Regions from separate parts of the Homo sapiens genome. Here region 2 is linked to region 1. Evidence: chromatin loops called from intact Hi-C (ENCODE). Cell type or tissue: mammary epithelial cell. All regions are shown on one strand. Links, peaks and the distances in the headings refer to the core of each region. The heading gives the core; the rest is flanking DNA.

Region 1 (5,372 bases), core at 235-5,234:
GTGCTTGGGGCTGTCGGGGGCCTTATCCGATTTTCACTCCCCTCGGGGGATGTTGTCTCACTGTGCTGGGAGGATTTGTGTTCCCAGGGCAGAGACCAGTGCTCTGACCCACCCCTCTTGCCTAGCAGGGTCGGTGGACCTGGGTGTCTGTCTGCACACATCCTCCAGTGGCCTGGACCTGCCCATGAAGGTGGTGGACATGTTCGGGTGCTGTTTGCCTGCGTGTGCTGTGAACTTCAAGTGGTAGGAGCAGAACCCGAATCTTTCTGGGGATAGCTTCACAGATCCACCGCTGAGGGGGAAGCAGTGTAGAGTGAGCTGCCCACAGTGAGGCCCTGCCCCTCGGTCAGTCCAGCACACACTGGAGGCCATGAGGAGGAGCCCTGCGGTTACTGTGGCTGGGCTGAGCCTCACTGAAGTAGTTGCTTCCATTTAGAGCTCATGTTATATTTAGGTTGGTACAAAAGTAATCACCGTTTTTGCCATTAAAGATGGCAATTACTTTTGCACCAACCTAATATGGAAAAAAAGCATGTTAAATACTAGAACTCCACTCGGGGCTTTTGCTCCTAGAGTAGAATTGGCGGGAATTGCCTGCAGGCTTACATGGTTTTCTTTGTTTCTTTCTCTCCCACCATGTCCCTTTTGGCCAAGCTCACGTGGTGGGTTTGAATCAGTTAAATGAGTGTCATGCTGTGGCCCCACTCTACCCAGCACAGACGTGTGTTTGGAAGGGCGGCGTTAGAGGAGATTCTAGAAGCAGTAGCCCCAGCACAAGCTGAGCCCTTGGCCCCTGCTCAGGAGCCGGCTCCTGGATGGGATCCAGGGATGTGAGCCCCTCCTGTGAGCTGAGCTCAGGGAATGTCGGGATCAAACCTGGTGCCCTAGAAAAGTCATCTTTTATGTGCTGAGCCAGTCCCCCGGGTGTTCCCTTTACTTGTTCCATGGCCATGGAGTTAAGAAAAACATGCAAAAATAATTCTTCAGTCCTTGAAGAGCATCCAGCACAGAAGGTACAAACCCCCCTTAAGGCTCCCTCTTCAAATCGGTTTGGCCATTTAGATGTGTACCCCCCTTTATACCCTTCAGATGCCAAATCTAAGAACCACCCCCCGGAAAACACACCCCCTGTTCCAACTCTCAGCCTGGCTTGAGCATGGGGTGGGAGGCTGAAGCCCAGGTGGGCACCCCAGGGGTCTGGTGTCTTCTCCAGGCAGCTCTCAGGCTCCCTTGGTTCTCTCTGCAGTTTACATGAGCTGGTGAAACATGAAGAAAATGGCCTGGTCTTTGAGGACTCAGAGGAACTGGCAGCTCAGCTGCAGGTAGCCACATCTGCCACCACGCGAGGGTGGAGAGGGTTCTGGAGACTGGCACTGAGCCATGCTCCCTGATCCCTGCTTCCCACAGCCAGGGTGGGACCATGTGGGGTCTGGCGGAAAAGCTAGGGAGAGAGCAGAAGTCACAGAGGCTGGCCTACTCTGCTGTCCCGTTTCGGTACAGTAGGCTCGGGAAAGTTAGGACACACCCCCACCTGCCCTCTGGATTTATGGAGCTGACACTCCACAAATGATGCTGGAGCCGGGTGGGCCGGGCTGCAGTTTCGGAAGTGATCAGGATCAGGTAGGTGCATGGGCAAAGGGAACTTCTGGGACCAGCCTTGAAAGATGGGTGGAATTCTGCAAAGGTTACTTGTTTCTTATTGCTAAAAGTAATACATCATTCTTGCCAACAGAATGATTGGCAGGATTTTCAGTAAAGGTCCAGGTCAGAAGTCATTTAGACTGTGTCTCCTAGTCTCTGTCAGAACCATGGTACTCTGTTGTGGTGTGAAAGTAGCCACAGATCATCTTCGATTAAGGGGTGTGGCTTTGTTCCAATAAAACTTTATTTACAAACACAGGCTGTGGGCTGGATTTGGCCTGCAGGCTGTAGTTTGTGATCCTTGATTCAGACAGTTTAGCAAGGCTGAAAAGAACACCAACACCCCCTTGTTACCCACAGATGGGTGGGACTTGGCCAGAGGCCAAGAGGAGGGTGCTCGCAGGGGAACATACAGCGTGTAGAGGCCGGGAGGTGCTCCAGGGCACGAAGTGTGGGAAAGTGGGACAGAAAGCGTGATGTCAAGTTGGAGGCGGAGCGCTGCTGGGGCGTGAAGAGTCTCGAGTCCAAGTGAGGGAGTTAGGAACTTGGGAGGGTTTGTTGTTGGGTCGGGGACCTGGGGTCAGCCAGGTGGTGACCTGGGATGGGGTGGGGACAGGAAATGAGTTAAGCTCTGCTCTTTATTTTTTTGCAGATGCTTTTCTCAAACTTTCCTGATCCTGCGGGCAAGCTAAACCAGTTCTGGAAGAACCTGCGGGAATCGCAGCAGCTCCGATGGGATGAGAGCTGGGTGCAGAGTGTGCTCCATTTGGTTATGGACACATAACTCCTGGGCCAGAGGCTAAAACCCCGGGACCCCTGCTGTCCTTCCCGCAGCTTCTTCTCGGAGTCTCAGGGCAAACCCTTTCGAGCAGCGCCTCCCAGTGGCCAGAAGGTGAAATGACGGCAGTGGTGCCGCCTGGTAAATGAATTGGTTCTGTGACCCGGGAAGCTGTGCTTGGCTCTGATTTCTTTTCTGGAGGCTCGGAAACACTTCCTATCTTCTTCTGTTCTTCACGCCCCATGCCCCTGCTAGCGGATTACTGTTCTGCGACTTCCGTGTGACCTCTGCAGTACTCCTCATCCTGCGTTTGCTCTCCAGGTGTCATCTTTCCGCCGTGTTCCTAACATTTTGATTCCTGTCTTGAAAAAAGCACCTGCTGCACTGTAAGCCCAGGGATGTGGCAGCTGCAGTGGGCTTGGCTTTGTGAAGAACCGAGTGTGTCCACGGATGTGGCAGCTGCAGCGGGCTTGGCTTTGTGAGGAACCGAATGTGTCCAGGGATGTGGCAGCTGCAGCGGGCTTGGCTTTGTGGGGAACCGAGTGTGTCCACATTGGGGGAACATCATACTTGATACACACGTTTTTATTTGCACAAAGAAAATGCTATTTTTGGAGCCAGAGATTTCATGTCTGATTGATGGCGATTTTCTTAAGAACCAGAACTGCTGGCAGAAAGGGAGCACCCACATGCTTAGATAGCTGATGTCTTATTAGAGGGCAGTTTGTGGTTCCTGATTTGGAAATTAACATTCTCCAAACATTCCAGTCCAATGAAAGTTTTATCCGCTTTCCCATATAAAAACTCTTCCCACTAGAGTGACTTGATTCTCACAATCCCGTTGGAGTCGTATGTGAGTCCTACAGTGTGAGGTTCAGCATTGCCATCTCCAAGTGCTCTTCGTAGGGAAACAGTTTCTGGTCATGACGAGGTTCCACTTCCCATCTGATCCCAGCCCGGCCTGGAAACAGAGGACATGTGTTTCAGGATGGCAGTGTTTGGGGACAGGACATGAGCGTATTGTGTGGGGCTGCTAGGACAGGCCTGGCGGGGTGGGGGGTGTGTCCAAGTCAGTTTACTTGGTTCACAGGTTCCCAGGCCCACCCAGGTGCCTAGAATTGGCCTCCAGGATGGGACAAGAAATCTGGTTTTGCATAGAAATGGCTAGCAGCAGGCACCGTGCCGCTGTCCACTCTCTGCCCGCATCTGCCCCAGCACTTGGCACAGCGGGACAGATGCAGAGATCTGAACCCACATCTACCTGGCTGCTCAGTCAACCCACTATTCACAAAGCTTAGAAAGCGTCCAGGCACAGTGGCTCACGCCTGTAATCCCAACACTTTGGGAGGCCAAGGCGGGTGGATCACTTGAGATCAGGAGTTCGAAACCAGCCTGGCCAACATGGTAAAACCTCATCTCTACAAAAATACAAAAATTAGGCAGGCACGATGGTGGGTGCCTGTAATCCCAGCTACTTGGGAGGCTGAGGCGGGAGAATTGCTTGAACCCAGGAGGCGGAGGTTGCAGTGAGCCGAGATTGTGCCACTGCACTTGAGCCTGAGTGACAGAGTGAGACTCCATCTCAAAAAAAAAAAAAAAAAAAAAATTACACACACACACACACGCACACACACAGCTTAGAAGGGGCTGGTGTTCTCATAAGCACAGATGTCTGAAGAGCCGTTAGCCAGAATGATTCTTTTTTTTTTTTTTTTTGAGATACGATCTTGTTCTGTCACCCAGGCTGGAGTGCAGTGGCACAGTCATTGCTCACTACAGCCTCGACTCCTGGGCTCTAGCAATCCTCCCACTTCCTGAGTAGCTGGGATGACAGGTGCGTGCCACCATGCTAGTAATTTTTTTATTTTGTAGAGATGGGGTCCTGAATGCATGGCCTCAAGTGATGGTCCTGCCTCAGCCTCATTTATTATTTTTTTTTAAACAGAGATTTACTCTGTTCCCAAGGCTGGAGTGCAGTGGTGCAATCTCAGCTCACTGCAATGCATCCCAGGTTCAAATGATTCTCCTGCCTCAGTCTCCCGAGCAGCTGGGATTATAGGCGTGCACCGCCACTCCTGGCTAATTTTTGTGTTTCTAGTAGAGATGGGGTTTCACCGTGTTGGCCAGGCTGGTCTTGAACTCTTGACCTCAAGTGATCCGCTCACCTCAGCCTCCCAAAGCCTCAGACTCTTACAGTGTTGGATTACAGGTGTGAAACACTGTGACCCGGGATGATTTTCAATCACAGCTTTTTGTTACGAGTGGAAAATGCATATTTATAAAAATGAAGTAGTACAGACATGAACGTGTAGAAGTCTCTATAATCCTGCCATCCAAGGATGGCACCTGTTAACGTGTATATCAGGGATGTCCAATCTTTTGGCCTCCCTGCACCACATTGGAAGGAGAAGAATCTCCTTGGGCCACACATAAAATACACTAATGCTAGCAATAGCTGATGAGCTAAAAGAAAAAAAAATCACAAAAAAACCTCGTACTGTTTTTAAGAAAGTTTACAGATTTGTGTTGGGCCGCAGCTTGGACGAGCCTGCTATATATATATTCTAGGTTATCCCCTATAGGTATACTTATGTGAAAATGATTATTGTGATAATTTGTTTTTGAGATGAAGTCTTGCTATGTTGCTCAAGGGGGCCACAAACTCCTGGGCTTAAGCCATCCTCCCACCTCAGCCTCCTGAGTAGTTGGGAATATAGGTACTCATAACTATGTGTGGGTGATTATTATTATTTTTTAAACAAAAATGGGGCTGGGTGCAGTAGCTCACGCCTGTAATCCTAACACTTTGGGAGCCTGAGGCAGCAGATCGCTTGAGGTCAGGAGTTCAAGACCAGCCTGGCCAACATGGCGAAACCTCGACTCTACAAAAAATACAAAAATTAGCCAGGCATGGTAGCACGCACCTGTATTCCCAGCTACTCAGGAGGCTGAG
Region 2 (5,372 bases), core at 243-5,242, 150 kb before region 1:
ATAGGCCGTACGTGGTGAGGCCAAATCATAGAAACAGAAAGTAGAATGGTGGTTGCCAGGGGCTGGGGAGGAGGAGATGGAGAGTTGTTGTTTCATAAGGACAGAATATCAGTTCTGCAAGATGCAAAATGTTCTAGAGATGGATGCTAATGATGGTTGCACAACAGTGTTGTTAGAAATGCTTGTTTTCCGGTGCCGTAAAGAAATAGCACTTGAACATAAATTTAATTTCCTCAGCAAGGCCATTTTTTTTTACTTTTTGCAGAAAGGGTACACTCGCCAGCAGCTTTGCCATGAGAGTACACCGAACAAAGGAGACAGGGTCATTTATAACCTGACGTGTCCACCCTACTGCTGTGTCTGGTTCCCATTGGCCGGAACGGGACCTCACATTCTGTATTTGTCCTGATTGGCTAGTAACTTAGAACTTTTAAAACTGGCAAAGGCAGAGGAGAACAAAGGAAGGAGGAAGTAACTTATAGAATGCTGAGAAAGGTAAAAACACCTTCAAATAAGGAAGAGGAACAGGCTATGACCTAATGTTTGCTTGGACCAATATAAGCATGCTAGGGCAAATATTTAGGCTAAATTGTGGGAGCTAAGAACATAAAATATATTGATTTTTTTTTATTATTGTTAGCAGATATTTAAGAATGTTAGTACAGGTCTTTGAATAAATTTTGCTTCTAAGAGAAGTTATTATTTATTCTAATTAGATGGCAGGAAAGTCTATGAAGAGGAACCTCTACTTTACTTTTTACAATGTGAATGTAATTAATGACACAAAACTGTGTATTTAAAAATGGTTAAGGTGGGCCGGGCGCGGTGGCTCATGCCTGTAATCCCAGCACTTTGGGAGGCCGAGGCGGGTAGGTCACTTGAGGTCAGGAGTTTGAGACCAGCCTGGCCATCACGGCAAACCCTATCTCTACTAAAAATACAAAAATTAGCCAGAAGTGCTGGCGGGCACCTGTAATCCCAGCTATTCGGGAGGCTGAGACACAAGTGTCGCTTGAACCCAAGGGGGTGGAGGTTGCAGTGAGACATGTTCACACCACTGCACTCCAGCCTGGGTGACAGAGTGAGACTCTGTCTCAAAAAATAAATAAATAAATAAATAAATAAATATAAATAAATAAAAAGGTTAAGATGGTAAATTGTGTTATGTATATTTTACAATTAAAATGTTTTAAATGGAAAAAAATCCTGAGAAACAGAACTATTATTTTATAGCAGCCCCATAAGGGGCTGAGAAGCTGGAAGGGCCATGGAAGCCACAGTGGCTGGGAGTCAGGGGACAAGGTTTTATTCCCAGCTGTGTCCCCACCCGAGTGGCTTTGGGATATTTACACGACTGTAAGACTATGGGATGCCTGGAGCAGAGGGGGGTGCTGGGTGTTGGAGAGATGGATGAACTGGCAGACAGGCGGGTGACGGAGGCCCCCAGGTGGCATAGCATCTGCTGAGGTACCAGGTGGACGGCACCTGGCCAGGGTGAGCTCTTAGTAGGTGCCTGGGGAGAATGTGGAGCCCAGGGCCATGGCCACGTCCTCAGCAGCCCTGAGAGCTGCGTGCAAAGGCCCTGGGATTTCTGCAGCCTCGCGGGGGAGGGGGCGTCTTTGTGACAGGGATGGGTCACATCAGGTTTGAGGACCCTGGGCAGGATGGATAGATGGGCTGATGTCCCCCTGCCCCTGTGGCCAGTCCATCAGAAGGGTAGCTGGTTGTCGCCCGGCTGCCCTGCTGGGGCGGGTACGTCATCCAGGTGATGCCAGCCCCCCTGGGTCCATGGCAATGGGTCCCAAGGTGGGGGGGCTCATGATTTCACTGGGCCTGGAGGCTTTGCCGGTGGTCACTGGCTCCCAAGTCCTCTAGGGGCTCACCCGCTGCCCGTCGCAGCCAATGTGCTGCCCCTCAACACTTTCAGGGACTCTGGTGGGGGGAGCCTGTCCTTTGCTCAGTCCCTCTAGAAGCCAGCATTCCTCAGGGCCCAGAGATGACAGCTTGCCAGAAGCATCGAGTGTCAAGTCTGGAAGGGAAGCTAAGGGCTTCTTGTCCAGCCCCAACTTTGATGCTCAAGGAGCTGGGGCTCAGGGAGAGGCCCGAGGTCACACGTGCCCAGTGAGGCGCTCATCTCCCGGAACAGCCTGGTCCCTGGCATCTCCCATAATTGCACTTGGGCAGCCGTGAGCCCTGTCCCGTTGGGATCTCAGACCTTAGCCTGGGGTGCCCCTGCCCCACCCTCTTGTGAAGGACCTGGGTTCAGCGGGGCTGTCTTGGTTCCCACCCTGCCCACCCACCCTGGAACCTGAGCCTGACCCATGAGGCCACCTCTGCTTCAGAACGTAGCCTACCTGCCATGGAGACAGAGAGGCTGTCCGGCTCCTGGAGAAACACTGCTTGGCTGGGGCTGGGAACCTGCCTGCTGGAAGGGGTGGTCACCACTCGTCCACTCGGCACCTCAGCTCAGCCCTCAGGTGCTCACACAAGCTGTAGTCTCTCGGCAGGACGGTCCTTGCCTCCTCGATCGCCCTTCGTCCACGTCCTGAGGTCGTGGTCTTCCTACTCGAGCTGGACCCCTGGTCTCCGAAGGTGAGATGCAGGCTCTGGGGCGTGCAGCGGCCCTTCTCCAAGCCACTCTCGGGCTGTGCTGTCCAAGGCTGTGCGGGAGGAGGGCAGGTGGGAAGGTTCTGACGTTGCAGAGCCCCCCTTCCTCCCTCCTTGTCCTCCCTCTTCAAGTTCCTCCCTTCCCCAGCTAAGAGCCCCCCAGCCATTCCTGATCGATGGGCCCAGGCGTGGCAGGGGTGAGGGGGTGGGAGAGTGGTTCTTGAGGACGGCTGGGCATCTGCAGGGGTCCAGGCCTGGCTGACTGGAGGGGCTGGGGCCCCGGGGGTTGGGAGGCACAGTGGGAGCAGCAGATTGCGGGCTGAATGGCGGAGGAGGTGCCCTCCCACCAAGACCCAGACCCCTGACCTGAGGCTGGCCCCAGCCGGCCGGCAGATGCGCAATTGTCAGGAGCAGTGTGAGCAGGAAACGCAAGGGGGCAGCAGCAACGAGTGCAGTCAGCATAGAGCCCCAGACTGGATGGCGGGAAGCCCAGGTCCTGTGGCACGTGAACCCACACGCACAGACACATGGATGAACTCAGGGAGCTGCGCAACGCTGGCAGGTCCCACAGTCTCCGTGCCTCAGCCTCCCCAGTTAACCTAAGCACATAATCTCTTCCGCCTGTGATGGTCTAGCCCAGCCTGGAGAGCGGTAAGCCCATCCCGCCTGGAACTGGGGGCACTGCCCTGGCTGATGGTGTCCACGGAATCCCCATCTGGACATGAGTGGAAACGGTGAGGCTGGCCCAGGTGAGAAGTGGGCGTCCGCTCTGCCTGTGGGTCTGTCTGTTCTCTCTGGCCTGACCGGGCACCCTCTCCAGGTTGTCTACAGCCTGTGCTGGGCATTCAGGGGACACATGGATCACTCTGCAGGGAGGCAGAACCTGGAGGTCCCCCTGAGAGGCTGCCAGTTCCTTGGTTGAGAGTGCTCGCTGGCCTTTTGACTCTTGCTGAATGGCACAGAGTGGGTCGTCTGGCTGGAGCCCCCCATACCTCCTCCAGAATCCTGTCTTGGGGATGCTGGGTTGGCAGTGGCCTTGATTCCTAAGAGGGGGCATGGAGGGGCTGGGGGGCGGCAGGGCTGCTTCTCCCTGAGCGCTATGTTCTGGGCGCAGCTGCAGCTCAGGGATGCCTGTGGCTCAATCCCTTGTGTCTCACATCTCAGCCTGCAGAGCTGGATGGGACCCCACACAAAGACGGTGGGCTGGCTCTGGGGGATGTAAAAGGAGGAGGGCCGGCCCCTGGCCCAACCCCATGCCCGGCTGTGTGAGAAAAGGCTGCCAGCACTTTGGAGTTGCTGCCAGGCAAGATGGGAGTGCTCTGTGTGAGTTGGAGGGTCCCAGCAGCCCCTTGAGGCTATACAACAAGGTGTAGTCATCTGCCCTGGCCATGGCATGGTGGGTGGGAAGTGGGGAGATGATGGAGGGAGTTGGGGGATCCATTCCAGTACTGGTGGCTCCCCTTCACCGAGACACCCAGGGGAGGGCCAGGCTGGGATTGTAGTGGCCCCTGATACGTGTGTGTGTGCGATTTTGATCTGTGTGATGGGAAACAACCCCCCTCCCACACACACACACGAGCACACTGACATGCTAACCCACATGCACGCAGACACACGGATGAACTCAGAGCCTGCTGACTCGCCACATGGCGCACACACGTACAGCTTCTGTGCACATGGACTTACCACACAGCACGCGCACAGACACAGGCAGGCCTCCCTGCACACCCCTCCCCGGCTGGCCCGCCCGCCCTGCCTGCCCGAGGCGCCTGCTGGCCCCCTGCCCCCTCATCCATCTTGCCTGCCAGCCTGTCCCTGGTGCCCCCGTATCCTTCACACCTTCTCATATCACTGCTCAATACCAGGAGGTGGCGTGGCAGCCGTGGCCGCAGGGAAATGGATGGGCAGGGTGGGGGTGTAGAGGGCTGGGGGAGTGGCACTGCGAGGGGACTCTGGACTCCAGCAGCCCCAGATGTCCAACAAGAGTCCATTAGGCTCAGGCAGGTGCGGGCAGTGAGGCTGCAGCCAGGTCGCATATAGCCCTGCCTATTTGTCCTGCCATGACACCCTGAAGGGTGCCAGCATCAGGACAGAGGGGCCCTCAGCAGTGGGCCTCATGCCGGCTCGCCTGACATCAGTGCGCGGTGTCCTGGGGATGGCGGAAATGGTGGCTTCCCAATTAGAGCTGGGAAGTCCCTGTGCCCCAACCCAAGCCACCTCCTCCCTGCATCTCTGCAGTTGGACAGGCTGTCCTGCATGGGGACAGCCTTGTCCTGCTGTGGCCCTTCCCCCAGCCCTGACTCCCTGCTTGAGCCACTATGGGCACCGGGCTCATTACACACTTAAAAATGCACATCTGGCCACATAGAGATCCCCTTAGAACGCCCAAGGAACTGAGGCTCTTGGAAACACGTGTGTGTGGGAAACGCACAGACACGCACGCCAAAGAGCATCCAGGGCAGGCGCCATGCACGGACAAACACACATGTGTGCACAGACATGGGCCTGTCTCTGCGCTCCCCACACTCACTGTCTGGCCCCAGGACTATAGGAGGGTTGGGGGGTCCCCCTCTGGGTTGTAGCCTCCTCTGGAAGCCCCTCCGCTGGATCCAGAGCAATCCTTCTTCAGGTTCTCCTCCCACACTCTGGAATCCTCCCCCAGGCATGGATGGACAGCTGTGGGCACAGAGGCAGCCACCACTGGCCCCAAGACACTTGCAGGTCCAAGGCTGCACTGGCCAGACCTCCCCCAGATCCTGTGGTCA

What was found. Hi-C counts contacts between places; a loop is a spot of excess contacts. Peaks named below come from ENCODE experiments on the same cell type or tissue, not always from the same donor. Only the 100,000 strongest peaks of a DNase experiment are listed, where the experiment ranks them.
Region 2: it touches region 1 in a loop (3-fold over the local background); 32 of 110 quality-filtered maps call a loop at or near these places.

Annotation. Positions count from the first base shown.
Region 1 is chr11:67,789,914-67,795,285 of GRCh38, forward strand. It overlaps the pseudogene ALG1L8P and the pseudogene FAM86C2P. Among named protein-coding and RNA genes, the nearest start is that of LINC02754, 92 kb to the right of the region's middle. RefSeq lists enhancers at 1,698-2,510, 3,324-4,135. In mammary epithelial cell, for the core only: a CTCF peak has its summit at 2,541 (motif pointing left); no DNase peak of the experiment used is centred there.
Region 2 is chr11:67,637,112-67,642,483 of GRCh38, forward strand. TBX10 (T-box transcription factor 10) reads right to left here and starts at 2,652. Exons shown (of 8, transcript NM_005995.5): 1 at 2,355-2,652. The coding sequence starts at 2,361. In mammary epithelial cell, for the core only: a CTCF peak has its summit at 3,043 (motif pointing right); no DNase peak of the experiment used is centred there.